2 separate regions of the Homo sapiens genome follow, and region 1 is linked to region 2. A link is an interaction called in ENCODE POLR2A ChIA-PET data of the cell type or tissue named here. Cell type or tissue: PC-9. All regions are shown on one strand. Links, peaks and the distances in the headings refer to the core of each region. The heading gives the core; the rest is flanking DNA.

What was found. ChIA-PET counts read pairs that join two places held together with the same protein. Peaks named below come from ENCODE experiments on the same cell type or tissue, not always from the same donor. Only the 100,000 strongest peaks of a DNase experiment are listed, where the experiment ranks them.
Region 1: POLR2A ChIA-PET joins it to region 2 with 5 read pairs; 2 of 35 experiments call an interaction of 5 or more read pairs at or near these places.

What each region holds. Positions count from the first base shown.
Region 1 is chr18:62,864,896-62,870,272 of GRCh38, forward strand. All of the region lies in intron 4 of PHLPP1 (PH domain and leucine rich repeat protein phosphatase 1), which reads left to right. Among named protein-coding and RNA genes, the nearest start is that of PHLPP1, 150 kb to the left of the region's middle. In PC-9, for the core only: no CTCF peak of the experiment used is centred there; no DNase peak of the experiment used is centred there; H3K27ac peaks cover 546 bases.
Region 2 is chr18:62,578,672-62,584,048 of GRCh38, forward strand. It overlaps a transcript of ZCCHC2 not described here. Among named protein-coding and RNA genes, the nearest start is that of ZCCHC2, 58 kb to the left of the region's middle. In PC-9, for the core only: no CTCF peak of the experiment used is centred there; no DNase peak of the experiment used is centred there.

The DNA of each region.
Region 1 (5,377 bases), core at 217-5,216, 290 kb after region 2:
TAACAGGTATACCACAGTTCTTTAAACATAATTTTTCTGTCTTCAGTCTCGCATTTTCACCAAAGACAAATGGTAGGACTGATTTGTTTGCAAAATACTTAAGCTTAGGTTTTATATGCTCTATGTATTGTTACTAATTTTGGACTGGCTGGATGCAATGGCTCAGTCCTATAATCCCAACACTTTGGGAAACTGAGGCAGGAAGCTGGCTTGAGACCAGGAGTTTGAAACCAGCCTGTCAATGTCATGAGACCCCATCTCTATAAAGAAAAATTTAAAAATTAGCTGGGTATAGTAGCACATGCTTGTAGTCTCAGCTACTGGGGAGGCTGAGGCATGAGGATTGCTTGATCCCAGTAGTTTGAGGCTGCGGTGAGCCATGATTACACTATTGCACTCCAGCCTAGGCAACAGAGGGAAAACCTGTCTCAAAAATAAAATAAAAAGTTGTACTGGCACTACAACAGTAAAGTTAATATGCTTTTTTTTTTCTTTTTGGCTGAAAGGTTATAATCATTATTATCATTTTGTTTGTTTGTTTCTGGAGCTACCCATCATGAACTATCATCAATCAGTGTGTTCTGAGGTTTGAAATTATTGGGAAGTATTTTTGCATATTTCACAGAAGTGTAGACTTTTGCACTTCTATCATAGAACATCAAAGGCTTTCTATCATACTGCCAAATCCTGATGTCTTAGAACAGAATGGTGCATTAGAATTCATCCAGACTATCAACCCAAATGCCCATCAATGATAGGCTGGATAAAGAAATGTGGTACTTAATATACCATGGAATACTATGCAGCCATAAAAAGTGAGATTATGTCCTTTTCAGGGACATGGATGGAGCTGGAGGCTGTTATCCTTAGCAAATTAAGGCAGGAACAGAAAACCAAATACTGCATGTTCTTACTTATAAGTGGGTGTCAAGTGATGAGAATACATGGACACATAGAGGGGAACAACACACAGTGGGGCCTATTGGAGGCTGGAGGGCAGGAAGAAGGAGAGGATTAGGAAAAATAACTAACAGATACTAGGCGTAGTACCTGGGTGATGAAATATATGTGCAACAAACCCTCATGACACACGTTTACCTGTGTAACAAACCTGCTCATGTAGCTTTGAACTTAAAATAAAAGTTAAAAAAAATTCATCCAACCTAATGCTCTCTTTTAAAGTTGGGGTCTATGGGGATGTTAACTGCCAAATTCAGTTTAATGGTTACCTTTTAGGGAGACGGGGGATGGGGATTAGTGAATGGTTTGAACAAGGTTTCAACTATATCTGTAACGTTTATTTCTTTAAAAAGAAAAATGAGAGGCCAAAACGTTTTTGTTTTTGTGTTTTTTGTTTTTTTTTTTTTGGAGACAGAGCCTCACTCTGTTGCCCAGCGGGAGTGCAATGGTGCGATCTTGACTTACTGCAACCTCCGCCCCCCAGGTTCAAGCGATTCTCCTGCCTCAGCCTCCTGAGTAGCTGGGATTACAGGCACCCGCCACCATGCCTGGCTAATTTTTGTAGTTTTAGTAGAGACGGGGTTTTGCCATGTTGGCCAGGCTGGTCTCAAACTCCTGACCTCAGGTAGTCCACCCATCTTGGCCTCCCAAAGTGCTGGGATTACAGGCATGAGCCACCACGCCTGGCCCAAAAGGTTAGTATTTTAAAACGCTGTATAGTTAATGCCGATGAATGTTACAGTTTTCTGCATTTTTTAAATTTGAGTATTTCATAATAATCCAAACATTTTAAACCTAAATAAAAAGAAAATTAAAATGCTCCCAAAGAGCCAGTATTTGTGGAATAAATATCCAGGTGGAGGGATATTTTGGGCATGACCCACTTCAGGAGGATTCAGATTCTGTCTTGCCTTTTAGTTCTTACAGAGTCACCGACTTGATCCCCCATGTCTGTTGATTCTGTGTGATATCTTTTGAGCTCATCCTCTTTTCTCCTCTGCTCCCATCCCTCTACTGCACACACCCTCTCTCCCCAGCTGTTATAGTAAAAGTACTTCTCAACCCTCACCTGGTCTGTTGCGCTACCTTTGAGAGCTGATTGTCTTGTTGTCATTTTCCCTCTGCAGGTTAGCCCTATTTTTGTTGCCCACTGTTTTTTACATTTCTTGGTTTTGTTTTATTTTGTATTTTTAAAAATTTAAGCCTTTTTCCTTCATCAAAGTAACACCCTATATAGATTTTTAAAGATCTTAATAAGCAGTGAAGTTTACAATAAGAAGTAGGTGCCTGAAGCTCCAGCCCATCCCTACATCCAAGTCCTGCTCCCTAGACAACCCTTTTGAATCTTTTGGCTCTTTCTGCCGTTTTCCTTTCTCTTTCTAAATATTATGTGTATACTGCTATGTTTTGATTTTTTCATTATTGGACATTATATGTTGACTCATTACTATGGAAGATAAGGATTTCATTCATTTACATTGTCTCACGCCCCATCTACCCCACACCACATGTACTAACTTCTCTTTCCCCTATCCTCTCAATATATAGGTGTTAATTTTTGGTTAAGTCAGTACTCACTGTTTACGTTATTATGAACCTGGAACTTATTCACAGCTAAGGGATTTAATTGCAGTGATTATATTTCCTTTCTTGTGCTGGCTTGATAGCAGCCTCACTTTATCACTTGTATACTTTTCTTTTTCCCCTGGTATTTGTAAGCTTTCTGACGGAATTCTTATATTCCTCTCAGCACCTTTTTCTTGGAGACTTTTTTCTTCCTGGAGCCAGGGTATGTGCTTGTTCTTCTGGCCTGCTACACAGCAAAGACAGTGTGTGGACCTTTTCCTCAGGGGGTGTCAGTTTACTAGAGAAACCCTTTGGTATTCTGCCACGGCGATGCATGCCAAGATTTAGGGTAATGAGTGGAAAAGAGAGGAAGAATCTCAAGGTTTAGTATGTGGATTTTTTTTTTTTTAGATGGAGTCTGGCTCTGTTGTCCAGGCTGGAGCGCAGTGGGGCGATCTCGGCTCACTGCAAGCTCCGCCTCCCAGATTCACGCCATTCTCCTGCCTCAGCCTCCTGAGTAGCTGGGATTACAGGCGCCCACCACCACGCCCGGCTAATTTTTCTATTTTTAGTGGAGACAAGGTTTCACTGTTTTAGCCAGGATGGTCTCGATCTTCTGACCTTGTGATCCTCCCGCGTCAGCCTCCCAAAGTGCTGGGATTACAAGCGTGAGCCACTGTGCCCGGCCATATGTGGATTTTTATTTAACTTCCCTGTTTTCAGAACAGTGTTTTCTGTTATGCTTGATAACTTTTTTCTTTTCAATTTATGAGAGATATTTTGACACTTAAGTAATTACAAAGAATTAAACAATACTACAGATTATACCGTCATCCTTTGACAATCATGTCTTATTCATTTTAACTTCCATAAGCCAGTTTCTATAGCATTGCATGTGTACCAAATCAATAAGGGATAACTTCAGACTATTTTAGATGAAAATTGTATCTTGCCTGTAACTTTGGGAGGCTAAGGTGGGTGGATGATTTGAGGTCATGTTGGCCAGCCTGGCCAACATGGTGAAACCCGTCTCTACTAAAAATACAAAAAAATAGCTAGGCGTCATGGCGCACACCTATAATCCCAGCTCCTCAGGAGGCTAAGGCAAGAGAATCGCTTGAACCTGGGAGGCAGAGGTTGCAGTGAGCTGAAATGGCGCCACTGCACTCCAGCCTGAGTGACTGAGCGAGACTCTGTCTCAAAAAAAAAAAAAAAAAAAGTTGTATCTTAAAATTGTATATGTAAACATTAACATTAAATGTACAAATTTAGTTAATACTTTGTTTTCAGTGACATTTATTTTCTCTAATTTCCCAAACCTATCATTGATCAGAAAAATAATTGCAAAGAACACATGTCTGATAAGACAGTATTACTGAGCCATGTGGTATGAAAGGAGATAAAGGAGTCTTTGATGCTACCCAGATGGACTTCTGGAATTATCTTTTTAGAGATCATATGTTCAATAATCAGCATCTCAGAAAATGAGTATATTACACTGAGACTGAAATATTTTGAATATAAAAGTAAACCAAGTCACTGGACATGAGCCATCTTTCAGCTGTTGTTTAAAATCTCAAGATGAAGAAGAATCATTGAGAATACTCAAGCTGTATGTATAACTAAATAAGAAATTAACTCAGTGGTTTTCATTCTCTTATTGCTCTATAGTTTGACAAACTATTCTCTCTTTTCCAAATTACCTCCCTGATGCTTTGACAGACTATTCTCTTTCTTCCAAATTACCTCCCTGGGTCAAATGAAGGGCCGAAGAAAGCAGTTTCCCTGTTTGTCATGCTGTGATGTAGTATGCCTGATGTCTTTGAATCAGGGACTCTGGTTCGTTTTCTTCCAGGGAATAAACTGTCCTCTGCTGGAATTGGGGAGAGGATCTGGGGTCTTACTCCTCCTTCTGTAACCTTTTGAAAATTTGTAGAAGTATAAAAAAACATAGAAAAGGCAGATATGAGTGTATAACTTGATGGATTTCCACAAAGTGAACACATCCATGTAACCAGTACACATATGAGGAAGAGAATATTGCCAGCACTCCAGAAGCTGTCCTTGTACCCTTCTCTTTATTACCCTAAACATCATCACTATCCTGACTTAGAACATCATGAAGTAGTTTCACTTGTCTTTGTACTTGATCTAAATGGAGCACACAATATGTGTTTGAGTCCAGCTTCTTTCACTGACTTTTCTTTTAAAAAAGCAAAACAAAGCATACCAAGTGACATATTATCAGCTTGTACTTTGTACTGTGTAATATAAGGCAGTGATTTTGATTTGTTTAAGGTAGAGAATTTTAAAATTTTACACTGCAATAAAAGATTTCTGTTTTGTTCTTTCTGTTGCTTTAAGCATGGGGAAGATAGGCCTAGGGGACTTCCTATGTGGTATCGGAGTAACTGGTGAAGCTGCTGTTTTGCTGCTCTTTGTAAAAAACTAGGCTTTATACCAGTTTCTCTTTCTTTTTATTTTAAGACGGGCTCTTGCTCTGTCGCCCAGGCTGGAGTGCAGTGGCACGATCTCGCCTCGGCTTACTGCAACCTCTGCCTCCCAGGTTCAAGCGATTCTTCTGCCTCAGCCTCCCGAATGGATGGGACTACAGGTGCGCGCCAACACGCCTGGCTAATTTTTGTATTTTTAGTAGAGACGGAGGGGGGTCTCACCATATTGGCCAGGCTGGTCTCGAACTCCTGACCTTGTGATCTGCCAGCCTCGGTCTCCCACAATGCTGGAATTACAGGTGTGAGCCACTGTGCCCGGCCACCAGTTTCTCTTTCATTACACACTACTATGAGGTGTTTGTCTCCCACTTCCATTGTCCAAGAAAAATTTTTATTGC
Region 2 (5,377 bases), core at 170-5,169:
TTATTTTGGGGTTAAGGATCAATCCATTTCCCTGCAGGGTGGGCAGTGAATCCCAAAGTTATTTACCATCTGGATGCTCCTCAGTTCTTCCCCCAAATAACCTTTTTGTTTTTGAGACGGGGTCTTGCTCTGTCGCCCAGGTTGGAGTGCAGTGGCGGGATCTCAGCTCCCTGCAACCTCTGCCTCCCTGGATTCAAGCGATTCTCCTGCCTCCGCCTCCTGAGTAGCTGGGATTACAGGTATGTACCATGACACCCAGCTAATTTTTGTATTTTTAGTAGAAACGGGGTTTCACCATGTTGGCCAGGCTGGTCTTGAACTCCTGACATCAAGTGATCTGCCTGCCTCTGCCTCCCAAAGTGGTGGGATTACAGGCATGAGCCTCCATGCCCGGCCTCCCAAGTAACTTTATATAGAGGTAATCTGCGTGACCACTAGAGAAAGGGGGACTGCACTCCGTGAGTTTTGAGTACTCGGCTGCGTGCCAAACACTATGGTAGCAATGAGGCAGAGTCCTTGTCAACCTTGAGCTCGTATTTCCAGTTTAGGCCTTTAGCCACTAAAAGTGTAAAGGACTCATTACTTTATCAACTTTGTTAGTGTGATTTTATTAGCCAGGCCCCTCTCTCAGTATAATGTGTACTATTTTTTATTTCATTGCTTATCTTGGCTGTAATCCAGGCTCAAAGTTTTTAAACGGTTGGTAATTTATAAGAGACGGTTGGGGGCCTGTGTGTGTTGCTCCACGCCGCCCTTGACGCAGTCCTGGTGGCCAGCACCGTCCTGGGCCTTGGCTCTTTGTCAGGAGCCATCTAATGACTGTGCCCTCTGGATCCGGTTGGGTGGGCAGTGAGTTTGAAATGATTATAAATTCCCTGATTGTTTACAGGGCACCAACTTTCGTTTTCAGCCAACAAATAATGCACCTATAGGTAACGTGTAAATCATGAACCCAGATTCACATTAACTAGCATGTCCCATATCCTTAGCTATCCCTCCCTCCCCTTCCCCCACTACACTAAGGTAACCACTGCTTTAGATTGTGTTAGTCTTTTCTTTTTTTTTTGTGAGACATGCTTTAGCTCTTGCTGCCCAGGCTGGAGTGCAATGGTGCAATCTCGACTCACTGGAACCTCCACCTCCCGGGTTCAAGTGATTCTCCTGCCTCAGCCTCTCAAGTAGCTGGGATTACAGGCGTCTACCACCACGCCCAGCCAATTTTTTTTTTTTGGTACTTTTAGTAGAGAAGGGGTTTCACTGTGTTGGCCAGGCTGGTCTCGAACTCCTGACCTCAGGTGATCCACCCGCCTTGGCCTCCCAAAGTGCTGAGATTACAGGCGTTAGCCACTGCGCCCGGCCTTCTGTTACTCTTTTACTTGTTTATTTCCCCACACACTGCTCCTAAATATACCGTTTCTTTTTGTTTTTCTTGAGCTTTATAAGGGTATCCTTTTGTGCCTAGCTTTCTGTGCCTGGCTCTGTTCATCTGATTTTATGGTCTTGATGTTGTGTTCTTATATTTATTCATTTTCCCTACCTTATGATAGTCTCATTGTGGGGAAGAATATAGATAATTTCTCCATTCTGTCAATGGACATCTGGGTGGTTTTAATTTTTTTTCTGTTACAAACAAGTCTGCTGGGAACATTGTTGTCCCTGGTTCGTGTGTACACGAGTCCTCTAGGGCGGCAAGCTGGGAGTGCAGCGGCTGGGTTGTAGGACATGCAAGTATTCAGTTTGCCAAGATTTGCAGTATTGTTTTCCAAGTGATTTACACTCACACCAGCAATGTAGTAGAGAATCCTGAATGGGTATCTAGACCCCCCTCCCGAGATGGTGTCACAGTGCTGTGGAAGGCCAGGTGGACCCCTCCCGAGACGGTGTCACAGTGCTGTGGAAGGCCAGGTGGACCCCTCCCGAGACGGTGTCACAGCGCTGTGGAAGGCCAGGTGGACCCCTCCCGAGACGGTGTCACAGTGCTGTGGAAGGCCAGGTGGACCCCTCCCGAGACGGTGTCACAGCGCTGTGGAAGGCCAGGTGGACCCCTCCCGAGATGGTGTCACAGCGCTGTGGAAGGCCAGGTGGACCCCTCCCGAGACGGTGTCACAGTGCTGTGGAAGGCCAGGTGGACCCCTCCCGAGACGGTGTCACAGCGCTGTGGAAGGCCAGGTGGACCCCTCCCGAGATGGTGTCACAGCGCTGTGGAAGGCCAGGTGGACCCCTCCCGAGACGGTGTCACAGTGCTGTGGAAGGCGAGGTGGACCCCTCCCGAGATGGTGTCACAGTGCTGTGGAAGGCGAGGTGGACCCCTCCCGAGATGGTGTCACAGTGCTGTGGAAGGCGAGGTGGACCCCTCCCGAGACGGTGTCACAGCGCTGTGGAAGGCCAGGTGGACCCCTCCCGAGACGGTGTCACAGTGCTGTGGAAGGCCAGGTGGACCCCTCCCGAGACGGTGTCACAGCGCTGTGGAAGGCCAGGTGGACCCCTCCCGAGATGGTGTCACAGCGCTGTGGAAGGCCAGGTGGACCCCTCCCGAGACGGTGTCACAGCGCTGTGGAAGGCCAGGTGGACCCCTCCCGAGACGGTGTCACAGTGCTGTGGAAGGCCAGGTGGACCCCTCCCGAGACGGTGTCACAGCGCTGTGGAAGGCCAGGTGGACCCCTCCCGAGATGGTGTCACAGCGCTGTGGAAGGCCAGGTGGACCCCTCCCGAGACGGTGTCACAGTGCTGTGGAAGGCGAGGTGGACCCCTCCCGAGATGGTGTCACAGTGCTGTGGAAGGCGAGGTGGACCCCTCCTGAGATGGTGTCACAGTGCTGTGGAAGGCGAGGTGGACCCCTCCCGAGATGGTGTCACAGCGCTGTGGAAGGCCAGGTGGACCCCTCCCGAGATGGTGTCACAGCGCTGTGGAAGGCCAGGTGGACCCCTCCCGAGATGGTGTCACAGCGCTGTGGAAGGCCAGGTGGACCCCTCCCGAGATGGTGTCACAGTGCTGTGGAAGGCGAGGTGGACCCCTCCCGAGATGGTGTCACAGCGCTGTGGAAGGCCAGGTGGACCCCTCCCGAGATGGTGTCACAGCGCTGTGGAAGGCCAGGTGGACCCCTCCCGAGATGGTGTCACAGCGCTGTGGAAGGCGAGGTGGACCCCTCCCGAGATGGTGTCACAGTGCTGTGGAAGGCCAGGTGGACCCCTCCCGAGATGGTGTCACAGTGCTGTGGAAGGCCAGGTGGGGGAATGCATGTGCAGCCTAGGTCTTTGCATCTAGAAAGAGCCCCAGAGTGGAGAGTCACCTTGGGGAAGGGGACGCAGGCTGGGCAGGAACAAAAACAGCAGTGTGTGGTTGGGGACGTGGGGGAAGGAGATACAGCCATAGTAAAGGGAAAATTATAAAAGAGTTTCAAGATTTGTGGGTACAGTAGATAAAATGGGATCAGACTGGAGAATTTGGAGTTGGTTGAATGAAAAATGGGAAGTTTCCAAGTTTTGAATAGAGGGAAAACACATTGACAGTGGTATTTGAGGAAATCCTCAGGTGGTTAAGGAAAGAGAGCCTGGAGGTTGAAAGACGGGTTAGGCATGGCCAGGAGGGCCGAGACTAAGGTGTTGGCCGTGGGAAGGTCCATTTAGAAAGGGATGGAAGAGACAGGTAGAAGGAACCTTGATGCTCTGAACTTTATTTTCCCTAGATGTAAAATGAGAATTGCTCTTTTAAATTATGGTTCAGTGGCCGGGCACAGTGGCTCACTCCTGTAATCACAACACTTTGGGAGGCCAAGGCGGGTGGATTACTTGAGGTCAGAAGTTTGAGACCAGCGTGACCAACATGGTGAAACCCCGAATCTACCAAAAACACAAAAACTTAGCCGGGCATGGTGGTGTGTGCCTGTAATCCCAGCTACTCAGGAGGCTGAGGTAGGAGAACCGCTTGAACCTGGGAGGCGGAGGTTGCAGTGAGTTGCAGTCACACCACTGCACTACAGCCTGGGTGACAGTGAGACTTCATCTCAAATAAATAAATAATGGCTCTGAAGGTTAAATAATCTATGGGAAAGGTCCAACATAATGAAATAGCACTGAGAAGCCACTCAAATTCTAGTTGAATTCAATTTTGATGAACAGGGAGATTGTAATACTATTTTAAGAGACAGGGCCAGGCACAGTGGCTCACACCTGTAATCCCAACACTTTGGGAGGCCAAGGCCTTGGGCAGATCACTTGAGCCCAAGAATTCAAGACCAGCCTGGGCAACATGACGAAACCCCATCTCTACAAAAAATACAAAAATTAGCTGGTCCTGGTGGTCTATGCCTGTAGTCCCAGCTACTCAGGAGGCTGAGGCAGGAAGATCGCTTGAGCCCAGCAGGCAGAGGCTTCAGTGAGCCCAGATCATGCCACTGCACTCCAGCCTAGGTGACAGAGTGAGACCGTGTCTTTTTTTTTTAATAAAAGGGAAGATGTGGACGAGAACAGGTTTGGGTAGGAGTGATGGCAGTGATTCTTTGGATGGTGAGGAACCTAGCAAACATAGCTCTTCATTAGACTAAGATTAGTTAATTTTGCTCTATGCACTGATGAACGATATAGAAGCTATTCCTTACCCTCGCAGATTAAACCTAGTTGGAAAGCTTGCCAGTTAATGGTATGTATGGACTGTACAGACATGCCGAGTCATAACGGTCATGATTATTCAGTACCAAAGTAAAAGTTTATGGCAAGGCAAATCTACATTTAATTTTTTATGTAAGCACTAAGAATCAAATTTTTCTGAAAAGGTTCCAAAGAGATGAGAAAGCACGGTGTAAAATACCTGTTTTCTTAACAGCACCTAGTACTTAACAGCACCATCCATTTGAGCTTGGAAGACATCTTTTTCACTTCTCCATACTGATTGCAAAAGCATTCTAAGGTTAAGGCAGTGAAACCATATGGAGGCAAGCTGTGACAATAGTTCCACCCCATGACACTCCCATAATCTTAAAAGAATAAAAAAATACTGACCCCCCCCTCCACCCAACCCCACCCCACCAAGAGGGAGGGCTCATTGATTTCCAGAGCAGTGAGTTTCGAGGTGTGAGATATGAAGAAATGGGGTCCCTGCCTGGAAACGTAGTCACGACATCTCTACATCTTCTTCTCTTTAGGGGAGGAGACCAGCTGTTAAAGGATGAGGGGCTCTGGGGTCCCAGGGCTGAGAGGCAGGTGTCAGCTCGGGGTGGAGGGAATGTTTTAACTGGAGTGCCCTCGCCCCTTCAGATGACCCTGTGCAGAGAGAGGACAGGCCAGGGCGGACAACCTTGTCTTTCCCTGGATGCTCATTAACGTATTGGCTTGCTCAGGTTGGATTCCTAGGGTCAGAATAACATCATATTTGATGTTAC